Regions from separate parts of the Homo sapiens genome. Here region 1 is linked to region 2. Evidence: chromatin loops called from intact Hi-C (ENCODE). Cell type or tissue: OCI-LY7. All regions are shown on one strand. Links, peaks and the distances in the headings refer to the core of each region. The heading gives the core; the rest is flanking DNA.

Region 1 (7,974 bases), core at 3,235-5,734, 120 kb before region 2:
TGCTCTGGCATCCTTAGTACTATAACTTTGTGTCTTTTTTTTTTTTTTTTTTTTGAGATGGAGTCTTGCTGTGCTGCCCAGGCTGGAGTGCAGTGGCACGATCTCGGCTCACTGCAAGCTCCGCCTCCCGGGTTCACGTCATTCTCCTGCCTCAGCCTCCCGAGTAGCTGGGACTACAGGCACCCGCCACCACGCCCAGATAATTTTTTTGTATTTTTAGTAGAGACAGGGTTTCACCATGTTAGCCAGGATGGTCTCGATCTCCTGACCTCGTGATCTGCCCGCCTCGGCCTCCCAAAGTGCTGGGATTACAGGCGTGAGCCACTGTGCCCAGTCACTTTTGTGCCTGTTTTTTTATTTTTATTTTTTAATTTGAGACAGGGCTTCTCTGTTGCCCAGGATGGAGTGCAGTGGTGCAATCATGGCTCACTGTAGTCTTGACCTCCTGGGCTCAAGTGATCCTCCCACCTCAGCCTCCCTAATAGCTGGGACTACAGGAACACACCACCACCACTCCAGGCTAGCTAAAACAATTTTTTTTTTTTTGAAGAGATAGGGTTTCACTATGTTGCCCAGACTAGTCTGGAACTCCTAGGCTCAATCAATCTTCCTGCCTTGGCCTCCCAAAGTGCTGAAATTACAGGTATGAGCCACCGTGCCAGACTTTTGTGTCTTGATACTGGGTGAGTCAGTAGCATGGGCAGAAGGAGTATCCTGGAAGCCATTTCTCTGCCAGGACAACAAGCAATACTTTCCTTATTCACCGAAAAGATCGTGAGCTACAAGACTACATCCCGCTAAAGCTGCGTGCAGTGGTGCACACCTGTAGTCCCAGCTACTCAGGAGCCTGAGGTGGGAGGATCACTCGAGCCCAGGAGCCCAAGTCTAGCCTGGGCAACACAGTGAGACCCCCACCTCTATTAAAAAACAAAAAAAAGATTACATCCACTAAACCCAAATTTAATGGATTCCCTAACTCATCTTCCCCTTAGCTGATCCCTGCCCATAGCTCCCCAAATGCCACCCGATGCACATTCCCAGGCAGGCAACGTTGGGGAGCTGGAGAGACCTTGTCTAACCAGTTGCAGCTAAAATACTTACCTTTGCAGATGTTGCAGAAACACATGACTGTGTGAACATATTGCTAGATTTGGAAGGGGCTGTGCAATTGAAGAGCCCTGATCTCAGCTTTGCTTCATTCACTTAATGGTGGATCTATCTCTAGATTTTCAGAAAAGCTGGACAGGACTATGTGATGAATCAGATGTAAAAAGTGAGTGAAAGGCCAGGCGTGGTGGCTCATGCCTGTAATCCTAGCACTTTGGTAGGCCAAGGCAAGTGGATGACTTCAGGTGAGGAGTTCGAGACCAGCCTGGCCAACATGGCGAAACCCTGTCTCTACTAAAAATACCAAAAAAAAAAAAAACCAAAAAAAAAAAACCTGGGCATGGTGGCACACACTTGTAATCAGCTACTCCAGTGGCTGGTGCGCAAGAATCTCCTTGAACCCAGGAGGTGGAGGTTTCAGTGAGCTGAGGTGGCGCCACTGCACCCCAGCACCCCCCAAAAAAAGTGAGTGAAAGAGAGAAAAATCCAGAATTATTTCAGTGTATTTTTGGCTTGAGTAACCAGGTATTTAGTAAGGGAGAAACAGGTTTGGAGGGTGAGGAATCATAAAGTTTAATTTTATTAGACAGGCGTGGTGGTGTGCACCTGCAGTCCCAGGAGGCTGAGGTGGGAGGATTGCTTGAGCCTGGGAAGTTGATGCTGCAGTAAGCCAAGATTGCACCACTGCACTCCAGGGCAGCGGAGTGAGGCTCTGTCTCAAAATAATAATAATAACAATAAAAGTTTAATCTTAACCATGTTAAATTTGAGATTCTTACTAGACATTAATGAGCAGTTGGACACAGAAATTAGGCATTTATTATCTCCACAGTTCTTAATAAGTAAATCTTGCATCTGTAGGTTTTTTTGTACTTAGTCAAAGCATCCCAATAGTTACAATATTTGCATATATGTGTGTACTATATTATACACACACATATATACTTCTATTCATCCATCTATCTCTCTACAATTTACCCGGAAGATGATGCATGAAACTAGTCATAGTGCCTGCCTCTGGGGAGGGGGGACTGTTGGCTACAGGATGGAGGTGGGAGGGAGGCGGGAAGCATACTTTTACTCTGCTTGAATAAAGAACTGGAGACTAAGAGGAAACTTACTTAAGGTCACAGAGCTGGTGGGTAGCAGGGCTGCCATTTGGGCTGAGGTTGGCCTGGTCCCAAGTCCAAGCTCTTTCTGTTCTGACAGGTTCTCTCTCCTAAATGTATACCTCCAGGATCAATGCTGTCTTTCTTGCTGCCTCTCCCTGGTCTGGCTCCTCTGTGTGTCTCACTGCGGCATCTCCTGTGGCTGAGCATTAATAACTGGCTAAAAGGATTCCTGCCTGTGGCCAGGAAAGGCTGGGTGCACTCTTCTTCCCCTCCATTCTGGAAATCATCTATGTAGCCTGTGGCTACAGCTGCAAGTGAAAATAGTGCTGGAAGGTTCCCAGAAAACACACCTGCCCCAAATGGACCAATTTCTCCTGCCTTCCTTTACTTAAAGATTAGAGATGTTCAGAATTCTGGTCACAGGCCTGGGTTATAACTGCTGCTCTTTCACTGCTAATGGTGCTGTGTGTCCTTGGGAAAGTTACTTACCTTCTCTGTGCCTCGATTTCCTCATCTACAAAATGATATTAATAGCAGTAGCTATCTCACAGGACTGTGGTAAGGGTCAGTGAGCCAGCAGGTGTAAACTGCGTGGCTCTCTGCCTCTCTGGCACACCATCAGTCAACAGGCATTGCTCCCACCCCACACATGCCCTTCCCCCACAGTGCCTTAGCACATGGAGTTCCTTCTACCTGGAATGCCTTTCCCTTCCCCTCTTATTAGTCTAACCGTCTAATTAATGACCACTCACCCTTCAGAGCCTCCAACATTTTACTGTAACATTCACAAAGACAGGACTGCTTGTGTCCCAACACCCAGCACACATGGTATTTGGCATATAGTTGGCATTCATTAATTGTTTATCCATTGAGTGAGTGAATGACTAAGTGAATTAATAAGGTGAAAGATCAGTTAATGCTCACTCATTCAATATATGTTCTGTAAATGAGGATAATAAATACCCATCTGACTGTATCATTAGGCTTAAAAATGCTGCGCATTTAGGTCAGGCACAGTGGCTAACGCCTGTAATCCCAGCACTTCGGGAGGCTGAGACGGGTGGATCACTTTGAGGCCAGAAGTTTGAGACCAGCCTGACCAACATGGTGAAACCCCCGTCTCCACTAAAAATACAAAAAATTAGCTGGGCGTGGTGGCACACGCTTGTAATCCCAGCTGCTCCGGAGGCTGAGACATGAAAATCACTTGAACCCAGGAGACAGAGTTTGCAATAAGCCAAGATGGTGCCACTGCACTCCAGCCTGGGGGACAGAGTGAGGCTCTGTCTCAAAAACAAAGAAACAAAAAAGCAAAAATGCTGTTCATTTAAGTGTCTAGAGTGATACCTGGTCAGCAGCACTGAATAACATTTATTATTAGTGCTATTTTATATTATTATCATTTTAAAAATTTTTTGTCGTTTTTGTGGAGACAAGGGGTGTGGGGAAGGGGTTGCCAGGTTGCCCAGGCTGGTCTCAAACTCCTGGGCTCAAGTGATCCTCCTGCCTCTGTCTCCCTGAGTGCTGGGATTACAGCTGTCAGGCACCACACCCAGCTATGATCATTATTATTATTTCGCACAGGTGTTCTTGCATCTTACTGGTGGGCTTAGGCGTTCTTGGCCCTGCTCTCATGGACAGGCCCCTTCAGAGCTTCACCTTGGCAGCTGGATGCACTTCTCTGTCCAAGCAGCCTCAGCCTCCAGATGCAGGAATGTTCCTGTCTTGGGGAAACAAATTCTTAGCTTCAGGCCTGACTTCTGCCTGGCCTTGGCTTCAGTTTCTTTGTAGATAACTTCATTCAGCTGCAGAGCATCATGGACATATCGTGTGGTTTCTGCCCAGTTTGTGGTGACCCATCTCTCTTTGAAACAGGTGCAACTACCCCATGAAACCACGCGTACAAGCTACTCAACCCTGCCCTCCAGCCAGAATTGACTGCACAAAGACGGGCACCTGACTGGTTGAGGTGATCAGATTCTCTGTCTTGAGAATGTGGTGAGTCTTGTGGGCTGTTGCTTAAAGGAAGGGGTTGTGCTGTCAGGTGCTATGGGGCAGTCGGGTTTGCTCATGGGCTCAGGGAAGAAGACAGGGAGAGGGAAAAGAGAGAAGCAGAGATGAGGAAACCTGTGGGCAGAGTCATAGAGAGACCAGGATTTGGCTGCCACAATTCCTGGTGGCCTTTCAGGTGCTCATTTAAGAAATGTGTGAGGCCACTGCACTTCCTGCCCTTGTGTTTCATGTGATAACAGCGGTTCTCACAAAAAGTACAGCCAGGTGGCATAATAGACACCTGTTGTCTTTGCCTTTCTGGCCTTGATGCCCCTTCTGGAAACAGCACCTGCATTCTCCCGGGAGCTACGGGTCTCCTCCTTTCTGTCCGTGGGGGCCAGCTCTGCCTAGCTCTAGGCTGGCCCAGTCACAGCGATTGGTTTAGAAATGGGCATGTGACCAGGCTAGACCCAGTGAGACTTCCTTCTGGGACTTTCTGTTCTCATCCGTGAAAAGACAGAATTGCCTGGCTCTGCGGTTGCTGAGAGGCCATCTTGACCCAGGAGTGGGGACACAGCAAAAGCTGGAGTGCAGCACTGGAAACGGAGGGAGAGTCCCTGGAGCCACATGTTGGCCCTTGGGTCCAGCTGTGCTGGAAGCTGGCACTTGTCCTGATGTTTTCAATTAAGTGACCAAAAATAAAAGTTGATTCTCCTCATGCTTCAACCAAATTTAGTTGGGTTTCTGCAACAGCAGAAACACTCCTGACTGATACTTCTTATGGTGAATTTCCCCTTTTTTTTCTTTCTTTTTTCCTCTTTTTTTTTTTTTTTTTTTTTTTTTTTGAGACAGGGTCTCATTCTGTTACCCAGGCTGGAGAACAGAGAACAGTGGCACAATCATGGCTCACTGAAGCCTCAAACTCCCTGGGCTCAGGTGATCCTCCCACCTCAGCCTCCCAGTAGCTAGGACTACAGGCACTCACCACCACACCCAGCTAATTTTTTGTATTTTTGTAGAGACAGGGTTTCGCCATGTTGCCCAGACTGGTCTCAAACTCCTGGGCTCAAGCAACCTGCACGCCTTGGCCTCCCAAAGTGCTAGGATCACAGGCTGAACCACCGAGCCCAGCCTCCCCCTTTTATTATAGTTGGAGCCAGTTTTAGTGGGTTATTTTCCACCAGATCCATAGATCTTGGACTGGGATATTGAGCCTCCATTCTAATGCCCACACTTCTGTTTCATTCCCAGTGATTTTGTAGGTTCCCAGATTTTGGCCTTAGTTCCTTTTCCTTTTGCTTTTGAGAAACTGCCTGGGATAAAAGAAGTGGGAACTTCCATTCATCAAGCGATTACAATTTCAATAATTGTAACTTCCATGAGGAAGTCATTCTAATCAGCCCCATCTTGGGATATGGTGGTTTAGAGTCAGAAGTGAGATGAGGACCAATGAAGGCAGGATTTTACAAATGAGGAAATGGAGGCTCAAACTGGTGAAGTGACCTGCCAAAGATTACCCAGCCAGTAAATACTGAGCTGGGATTTGAACTCTGCTCTACAGGACTTCAAAGCCTGGCTTTTAGCCACTATCTGTCCTGCCCAGGAACAAGAGCAATCCAATGCACAACCACCTGCCTAAGTAACATGCATTGGAGGCCCCAGGTTTATGCTTTTCCCCCTGCAAATTCCAGGTCTAGGTGTTTAAGAAACAAGCAGACAAGAATAGCTGAGGATGTGTTTCACAGCCCTGAGCATGCAAAACTAGGGCCGGGCGCAGTGGCTCACGCCTGTAATCCCAGCACTTTGGGAGGCCGAGGCAGGTGGATCACGAGGTCAGGAGATTGAGACCATCCTAGCTAACATGGTGAAACCCCATCTCTACTAAAAACACACACAAAAAAATTAGCTGGGTGTGGTGGCGGGCACCTGTAGTCCCAGCTACTCGGGAGGCTGAGGCAGGAGAATGGCGTGAACCCGGGAGGTGGAGCTTGCAGTGAGCTGAGATGGCGCCACTGCACTCCAGCCTGGGCGACAGAGGGAGACTCCGTCTCAAAAAAAAAAAAAAAAAAAAAAAAAAGAAGAAAAAAAAGAAAGAAAGAAAAACTAGAGACAATCTACATGTCTCCGAATGGAACATTAGATAAAATATGATGGCTGGAGGCCAGGCGCAGTGGCTCACACCTGTAATCCCAACCCTCTGGGAGGCTGAGGTGAGCAGATCACTTGAGACCAGGAGTTCGAGACCCGCCTGGCTAACATAGCGAGACCCTGTCTCTATTAAAAATATAAAAATTAGCCGGGCATGGCGGTGCACACCTGTAATCCCAGCTACTGGGGAGGCTGAGGCAGAAGAATCACTTGAACCCAGGAAGCAGAGGTTGCAGTGAACCAAGAATGTGCCACTGCACTCCAGCCTAGGCAACAGAGCGAGACTCTATCTCAAATAAACAAATAAATAAAAACAAGTAAATAAATACAAATTTAAAAAAAAAAAGAATATTTTGTGACACATGAAAATTATGTAAAATTCAAGTTTCAGTACCCAGAAATAAAGTTTTATTGGCACGTGGGCATAGTCATTTGGTTTTTTGTTGTTGTTGTTTTTGTGTGCTGTACAACAGCAGAGTTGAATAGTTGTGGCAGAGACTGTACTGCCGACAAAGCCTAAAATCTATATTATATGGCTATTTACCTAAAAGGTTTGTCAAGCCCCTGGCTTATTTGATTCTTATAACATTTTTATCCCCTTTCTACGAGTCCTATTTTTATCTACTATCACATATTTATTCCCTTTCTACCAATGAGAAGACTGAGAGAGAGAGGTCTCAGAGAGGTTATGCCATGCCCAGGGTCACACAGCAGAAAAAAGCTAGGATAAGAGCCTAGGAGCCCGGCTTCTGAGTTCAGGGCTTAACCCCAGGTTAGAGCCCTCCTAGCTCACAGCCTCTGTGCCTGGGACTCGCCCTGGGAATTCCCTGGCCTTCAACTCGCAGCCCTGTGCTGGTGGAGGCCCATCCAGGGTGAGGAACTGCAATGTCTCCTCAGATAGCCTCACAGGGCACCTTGCCAGGCCCTTTTTTCCTCTGGAGCCTGTCCTGGCTCACACAGGCCGCTCTGTGAGGCTGTGGGCAGGAGGCCTCTCTGGCCAGCAGTGTTCGGTTACTGCAGTGACATTCAATTGTTCCTAAGAGAGGAGGCCTGTTTTTGGCAGCTCCTAGACCTGGATTCCAGGAAGCTCTGCCTGACTCCCTTTCTGTTTGTTTCCCATCAGCGAATCTGCCTGTATCACTTTCCACCAGGTTACGTAAGTCAGCCTGTCGCTCTCACTCTGTCTGTCTTGCTGTTATCTTCTTATCACTCTCAGCACATCACCAGCCAGGGAGGAAGACTCAGGACTTAATAATAGGGGGATGGGACAAGACACAGGGCATGTCTGTAGTTTAGTGCTTCCAAGATGGACCGAAACTTCAGCTCTGCCCAGTTCCAAGGCTCCAGGGATGCATGTCTTACCCTAGATCCAGGGGCCCAGGGCCTCAAACCTGGAAAGTGATCCCTGGGGTGGCAGTGCGGCTCTGTGGGTGAAGGACCCATGCCTGTGTGGACACTAGCATAGTCCCTCAGCAGGCTAGCTTGGTAAGAGCTAGGAAAACAGAAAATGGATATTCAGACTCAAGAAGTGGATGTTTGAGTTCACATCTCAGCTCTGTCATTTACTGGTTATGTAATTTTGGGCAAATTTCTAAAACTGAGGCTCAGATTCTGC
Region 2 (7,974 bases), core at 2,974-5,473:
TATTTTTAGTAGAGACAGGGGTTTCTTCCATGTTGCCCAGGCTGGTCTCGAACTCCTGGACTCAAGCAATCCGCCCACCTTGACTTCCCAAAGTGCTGGGATTATGGGCGGGTGTGAGCCATTGCGCCCAGCCTTGAAGTCATGTTCTAAATTGTATTTGAATTTGTGCCTCTTTGTTTTTCCCCAAACCAAAGCCCTCAAATTGTAGTCTCTGTCGGCTTCTGCAGAATTCTGGAAAATGCCAGTTTTCCTCCCCCGCCCTTGTTTTCCATAAAACATATTTATATATTGTGATGAGGAGTACTTTCTGAAGAGTACTTCGTATTTTTTTTTAATTGCCTTGTTTGCCTTCAACTTCCTTGATTTTCATAGTTTACATGGGTGTGTGTAGGGGTGTGTGTGTGTATGTGTGTGGGTTAGGGCTTTTTTCGTTGCATGTGATGGTTCTGTGGACATATGATCCCCACAAACTGTGGGAGTGATTGGCCAGGCCTTGTTTTGTTTGTTTGTTTGTTTGTGTTTTTGTTCTTTTGAAGAATAGAGTGGTATTTAGAAAATAAATTGCATTGCAAAGCTCTTATCGGCTCATATGAGAGAGCAGGTTCCTGCCCTTGAAAATGCCGGTAAGCTATAGCATATGTTTTTTAAGACTTAAGCATTTCATGCTTTAAAATACCTTCACAAGTGAACATTACACACAGAAGTTCATTTGGTTTTCCTTTGTTTTATGGTGCATATAGCAATAAAGACCCCCCTCCACCCTGCAACCCCCATCCCCCACCGGGCCTTTGTCCCTGCCTTGGCTTTTCTCCCCTTCTCATTCTCCTCTCCCCTTTCCTCACTGAAGGCTGTGAGTTGCTTTCAATGTGACAACACTATGATGTCATTTGGAAGGATTTGCCAGGACAGACTGATTCTGAGTCCTGGGTGCCGTATGTGTATGCGGCAGTGTTGTCAGGCGATCTTGTTTGAAGCTCTATGTTGCCATAATTACCATCAAGTACACACTGTTGGCAAAAGGCTAACACCTGACTTTAGAAAATGCTGATTTGAGAACAAAAGGAAAGGTCTTTTTTCACTGCTTAAAGTGGGGTCACTTTGATACCTTTGCGGTCATGTCTGTGTCTGATGAGTGTAGAATCTCTGGATGTGCACTGTCAGTCATGTGTCCACCAGGCCTCGAATATCATATGGGAAATGTCATAGTTAAAAACGTACAGCCAGGCCCGTGTGCTGTTAATAGTGTGAAATTGTCATGTTAAAAAAAAAAACAGGAACCAAATGTGACCTTGTGCATATATTGGTAGCTGAAAATCTTCAAGGCTACTGATGGGTGGCCCCTTAATCTTGTCTTTGATTGCTGTGTGCAGGGAAAGGTGTCCCCGTTTGTTCATGCTGTTTTGGGGGGTGGGGGGGTATTTGCAAGAATACTCATTTTGACATAATAGGTCCTCTTGTCAGAGATCCTCTACCACAGACATTAATAGCTGAGCAGGAGCCACATGGATTGATTGTATCCACTCACCATTGACGATGGCATTGAGCGTAGCTAGCTTATTTCCATCACTACGTGTTTTTGAGCTTGCTCTTACGTTTTAAGAGGTGCCAGGGGTACATTTTTGCACTGAAATCTAAAGATGTTTTAAAAAACACTTTTCACAAAAATAGTCCTTTGTCATTACATTATTTACTCATGTGTTTGTACATTTTTGTATGTTAATTTATGAATGATTTTTTCAGTAAAAAATACATATTCAAGAACCAAACCTTGGTGGTCATTTCTCTTTGTGTAGGACAGTTTGGGTCCTTGGGGGTCTTTCCTTTTTCCTTTCCTTTCCTACAGGAGTTCAACTTAAGGCAGCTCAGCTGAGCTCTGGGTCTTGCTGGGGTAAATACTGCCTGACCCGTGCTGCAGGTGAACGGGCTGAGTAAAAAGCTACGCAGTGTAACAGAAGCAGTCCTCCACTGTGCTGCCCAGGCATGCCCACGCTTGGGTTTTCTTTCAAGAATCACCCAGGTGGTACCAAGAAAGTTGCATAAGACACTTGAGTGAGGGGACTTGGGGGTGAAGGGGGTGGTGAGGGTTGATGGAGTTTGATTCCAGAAGGTTCTCTGGGATCAGTGTAGGGTTTATATGCCAGATTCTGCTCAGAGATTGTCATCATGGCTTCTATGTGTTGAATGTTTGCCACTCACAGTATTAATAGTGTCAGATGCCGGGGACATAATAATAGAGAAAATAAGACAGGATCAGTGGACTCATTAAACTTACGGTCCACTGGGGGGTATGATTAAAATTGTATCCTCAATACCTGGTCCAAAAGGGGAAGCTGCAGGTGACGAGTGCATGGTAGGGTGGGCATTCCAGTTGGGAATGTAGGGAAGGTGGAAGCAAGTGAGCTAGGGGGAGACAAGGAGCGTGTGGCACACAGCTGCAGGGCAGGGAGGAAGCCAGCGTGGCTGGAGTAGAGGGGGCAGGGGGGCGCACAGGGGGAGGAGTTTGCATTTCATCCTTAGAGCAGTGGATTCAAGAGTTTTCAGCAGGCAGGGCTGCGTGATGCGATTCGGATTCCATAGCAACTTTGAGAGATGGCTCTGGTTGCAGGGAGAACGAGCGATGGTACAGAAGCAGAAGAGAAGCAGGGGCGAGTGAGATGGGTGCAGGGACGACGGAGGAGGGGAGACTGGGAGATACTGAGGTCGTGCTCCCAGGACCTGCCAGGGGTGATGGGGATGGAGGACTCCACCTAAGCTGCTGGCTTCCCACTTGCACAGGTAACAGGGCCATTCCCTGAGATGGGGGCACTAGAGTCAGACCAGATTGGCGGGATAGATACGAGATCAGTTGTGACTGCTGAGTTCAGGGAGTTTTGAGACAACCTGGCAGAGACAGCAGGGTGGGGGCTACAGGCAGACTGGGGAGTCTTTGGGTGGAGGAGGTTAGTAAGGACCCAGCAGCGGGTGAGATTGCTGGGGGATTGAGAACAGGAAGCATGGAGTAAGAGAAGGCAGCAGCCTTGGCCCAGCCTCTGAGAACCTGGTTGAGAAAAGGAGGATGAGTGAGCAGGAGGAGGGGTGGGAGGACAAGCAGGCCAAGAGGGAGAGTGGTCAGCCGTGCTGAAGGCAGCAGAGAAGCGATACAAGAGGAAGAGGGAGAAGCAGTGAGTTGGCAGTGGCCAGGTGTTGGAAATGTGGCAGGAGCCGTTTTGCTGACCTGATGGGGTGGAAGGAGGAGATAGCAGCAGAGTGGGTGTCTCTTGGATTTCCTGGGAAGGGGTGGAAAGAGGAGGTCAGGGCCACAGGAAGCGCGGGAAGCTGGGGGTGGGAGGTGAGGTGGGGTTGGGTTTTGGTTTTCCCACAAGAGAAGCTTGAGTGTGTTTCTTCTGAACCACAGGGAATGTCTGAGAGAGCACAGCTGAATACGTACAAGAGACCAGGTGATCTGGTGGGAATGTCCCTGAACTACTGGCAGGAGATGAGATTCAAACCAGAAAAACCAAACAGAAGGAACGAGGAGCTCTGTATAGGCCATCCCATTGGCAGACACACACCCCGTGAAGACTGTTGTTGCTGTGGAGGTCAGAGATCCCTTCCAGCCAGCTGCTGGAATTGGGATTCAGCAGAACTGATTCCTGGCACTACCACGTCCTCCATACTCTCAACATTTTTTTTTTTTAGTTTTCAGGGAAGTCCAGTAATAAAAATAGTTCCTATTTATTGAGTACTTGCTATGTGCCAGGGCCTATGCTAAGTGCATTGCACACCGTGAGTCCTCAACCCTTGAGAGGCGGGCACTGCCCCTTGTTCTGGAGCACGGCTTCTCCACATTGCTCTTGACAAATGGGGGAGCTGTCCTGCTCATTGTCGGGTGTTCAGCAGCACCCCTGGCCTCCTCCCTCTAGGTACAAACCCAAATGGAACAGCTACTCTAGACAAACTGAAGCCACAGCTTGCCTGAGGTCACAAAGCTAGCAGCTGAGCCGGCTGGGGACATTTTTGCCCCAGGGAAGACGCTCTTAACCCCTAGGCTGCTTCTGCTGACCCAACTCTTTTGCATATGTGCTCTAAATAGCTTTTGTTCACAGAGTTGAAAAGTCTATTCTAAAAGTAACGTGAATATGTGCTTGCTGGAAAATAAGTGTTAAACCACTCCTTTAATATTAGCAGTTTGACTGATGTCTACATTTTTTAGTTTTTTTGAGACGGAGTCTCTGTCACCCAGGCTGGAGTACAGTGGCACGATTGTAGCTCACCACAGCCTCAACCTCCTGGGCTCAAGTGATCCTCCCGCCTCAGCCTCCTAAGTAGCTGGGACTACAAGCCCACACCACCACGCTCAGCTAATTTTTATAATTTTTGTATTTCTTGTAGAGATGGGGTTTCACCATGTTGTCCAGATTGGTCTCGAACTCCTGGGCTCCAGCCGTCCTTTTGCCTTGGCCTCCCAAAGTGCTGGGATTCCAGGTGTGAGCCACCATGTCCAGCCATTGGCTGATGTCCAGATCTATACCTGTATACCTATATGCATGCTTAGGAAAACAAAGGCATAGTTTAAAAACCATAAGTTGTCCTGTAATTACTTTTGTTTTGTTTTGTTTTTTCTTAATGTTTCTGGAGACCTCTTTTCCGTGAATGAAGAGCTCCCTCAAATAAAGCCCAGATGTTACCTCCTTGGAGAAGATTTGATGAGCACCCAGTCTGAAATGCCACCTCCCTGTCCCTGTCCCCCCTTACCCTGTTTTATTGATTCACAATATTCTCACTCTGAATCGTACTATATTTTTATTGTTCTTTGTTCATTGGCTGTCAACCCCACTAAAATATAATCCCCATGAAGGCAGAGACTGTTTTGTTTTCTGCTCTATCCCCAGAGCTAAGAACTGGTCTTAGCACATAGTAGTTGCTCAATAAATATTTGTTGCATGAATGACTGAACCTATCTTATTATTTGAATTGTGACACATGGTAATCTCTTGTGTGGATGTATGTAATTTAGCCATTCCCCTCCTAATGGACATGGAGGTAGTTTCCAGTTTTCCACTATCACATTATATGCACCACAGTGAACACAGATGCACATCAATCCATGTGCACATATATGTGTAGGCCAACTTGAGAGAGTCAAGAAATGAAATTGTTGGAGCAAGGGATACACACCCACACCCACACACACACACACACACATATATATGCACACATGCACACACAAATACATACATATATTTATTTGTTTATGATATAAGGTCTCACTCCGTCACCCCAGGCTGGAGTGCAGTGGTGCGATCATGGGTCACTGCAGCCTCAACCTCCCGGGCTCAAGCTATCTTCCCAACTCAGCTTCCTGAGTAGCTGAGACCACAGGCACACACACCACACCTGGCTAATTAGTGTATTTTTTGTAGAGACAGGGTCTTACTATGTTACCCACACTGGTCTCAAATTCCTGGGATCAAGTGATCCACCCGCCTTGTCCTCCCAAAGTGTTGGGATTACAGGCGTCAGCCATCACGCCCCACCTGCACATTTTAAATGTTGAAGGAGCCTACCAAGTTGTCCTACAAAAAGGCAGTATGAATTAATCCTTCTACCATCAGTGAATGATCATGCTATTTATATCTTTAACCCCTGGAATTAAAGGGGATTTTGTGTATGATATGGTCAGGAGGGGCGGTCTATAATTTATTTTTTCCAAATGGATTGCTAATTGTCTCAACAGTATTTATTGAACAATCAATAATTTCCCCATGTCTTACACATTAAATTCTGTAGCAAGATTCTTCCATTTCATTGAGCTATTTGTCTTATTATGCCTTACAGTTTTAATTATGATAGCCCTGTAGTATGTTTTTATAAGACAAGTTTATCTCTACTTTCTATATCCTACCCCAAATTTTGTAAACATTTATAGAAGTGTAATATACATACAGAAAAGTCCATAAATCCAAAGCAAACAGCTCTTTTGTCAGGGTGAACATACTTACACAACCCCATTCTCATCAAAATTTTCAGCCAGGCATAGGCAGGAGGGTCACTTGAGGCCAGGAGTTCAAGACCAGCCTGGGCAACATAGTGAAACCCTGTCTCTACAAAAATTTAAGAAAAAATTAGCCAGGTGCAGTGGTGTGTGCCTGTAGTCCCAGCTACCGACGAGGCTGAGGCTGGAGGATCACTTGAGCCCAGGAGAGTGAGGCTACAGTGAGCCATGATTGCACCATTGCACTCCAGCCTGGGTGACACAGAATGAGACTCTGACTCAAAAAAATTGTTTTTCTTGGCTATGTTTATGTATTTTCTCAATCCGGTGAGATTTATTTTGTCAAGTTATATTTAAAAATCTATTTAAGGGCCAGGCATGGTGGCTCATGCCTGTAATCCCAGTACTTTGGAGGCCAAGGCAGGAGGATCACTTGAAGCCAGGAGTTTGAGACCAGCCTGGGCAACAAAGAGACCCTGTCTCTATATTTTAAAAAATTGCTTTTTAAAATCTAGGATCATGACTGACATTGCACTAAATTAATGATCTGGGAAGACAGCATCTTTAGCATCTTTACAGTATTAAGCTTTACCTCTAGACTTACCAAATTCTTTTGCTGAGGTCAGGCGCTGTGGCTCACGCCTGTAATCCCAGCACTTTGGGCGGATCACCTGAGGTCAGGAGTTTGAGACCAGCCTGGCCAACATGGAGAAACCCCGTCTCTACTAAAAATACACAAAAAAATAGCCAGGCATGGCGGCAGGCGCCTGCAATCCCAGCTACTTGGGAGGCTGAGGCAGGAGAATCACTTGAACCCGGGAGGTGGAGGTTGCAGTGAGCTGAGATAGTGCCATTGCACTCCAGCCTGGGCAACGAGAGCGAGACTCTGTCTAAAAAAAAAAAAATGCTAGTTTCCTCCTAACCTGGTACCCTCGATGCCACAGTACCTTGCAGGTGGGCTGTTCTTAATAAATACAGTCACTGAGTAACAATTCAGATTTACCATCACATGCAAACTAGCTGTAAGGGCAAACGGTTAAGGAGGATTTATGCCGCTTGTGAAATGCAACCTGCTAGATGCTGGCAGAAAACTTTCCAGGCAGGCTACATGCCATGAGACTCCTTGAGGAAGCACAGCCCTGAGTACTTTTCTCACTGCTCCAAGACACACCTTTTCTCTGCCACCACGCCCGCCCCACACAGCACCCTGCTACGACTAGATGTGGGACTGACAAATGCCACTGTTTGACTTATTTCTAGGACAATGGTGGGTGGCAGTCATGTAGGAGAGAGGTCTCTGCTGTGTAGGGAGGCTCGGAGGTAAGGAATAGGTGGGAGTAGGGTATACATCTTCCACTGTGAATTCTAGGAAGAGCAGGGCCCAGGAGAGATGATCTGCTGGTTGCACTTCTACAGCCAACAACTCCATGGCCTGGGGAAGTCACTTCACTTCCCTGCAACTTCATTTCCTTGCAGTCAGATGGAGAGACAGCACTTTGGGAGGCTGAAGCAGGTGGATCATTTGAGGTCAGGAGTTCGAGACCAGCCTGACCAACATGGGGAAACCCCTTCTCTACTAAAAATACAAACATTAGCTGTACGTGGTGGCACATGCCTGTAATCTCAGCTCACTCAGGAGGCTGAGGCAGGAGAATCGCTTGAACCCTTGAGGCAGAGGTTGCAGTGAGCCGAGATCGCACCACTGCACTCCAGCCTGGGTGACAGAGCAAGACCCTGTCTCAAAAAAAAAAAAAAAAAAAAAAGCCAAGAGGACAGGGCTCAGAGAGCTTCCAGATAGCTGAACACACGGAGGTTTGTAAGAAGGTGAACAAGAACTCATCCACGTGCTGGGAGGGTGGCATGGGGACAGGCTCAGGACCCTTCCAGACCTCACTGTGTGTGTCTCATCTGGCTGTTTAACTGCGTCCTTTAAAAGAACCTTTGTCATAAACCAGTAGACGTAAAAGTAAGTTTGCCTGAGTTCTGTGAGCTGCTTTAGC

The links. A loop is a pair of places that touch in the nucleus more often than their neighbours do. Peaks named below come from ENCODE experiments on the same cell type or tissue, not always from the same donor. Only the 100,000 strongest peaks of a DNase experiment are listed, where the experiment ranks them.
Region 1: a loop joins it to region 2, with 5 times the contacts of the local background. A loop is called at or near these places in 2 of 110 quality-filtered maps.

What each region holds. Positions count from the first base shown.
Region 1 is chr20:49,747,475-49,755,448 of GRCh38, reverse strand. No RefSeq gene overlaps it. Among named protein-coding and RNA genes, the nearest start is that of B4GALT5, 38 kb to the right of the region's middle. RefSeq lists an enhancer at 4,527-4,616. In OCI-LY7, for the core only: no CTCF peak of the experiment used is centred there; DNase peaks (open chromatin) are centred at 4,118 and 4,538; H3K4me3 peaks cover 1,577 bases; H3K27ac peaks cover 2,500 bases.
Region 2 is chr20:49,626,737-49,634,710 of GRCh38, reverse strand. LOC124904926 (a long non-coding RNA gene) reads left to right here and starts at 2,515. Exons shown (of 2, transcript XR_007067638.1): 1 at 2,515-2,775; 2 at 3,395-4,927. B4GALT5 (beta-1,4-galactosyltransferase 5) reads left to right here. Exons shown (of 9, transcript NM_004776.4): 9 at 1-1,766. RefSeq lists enhancers at 2,768-3,450, 3,501-3,820, 4,051-4,100, 7,419-7,488. In OCI-LY7, for the core only: no CTCF peak of the experiment used is centred there; DNase peaks (open chromatin) are centred at 2,989 and 3,920; H3K4me3 peaks cover 1,889 bases; H3K27ac peaks cover 2,289 bases.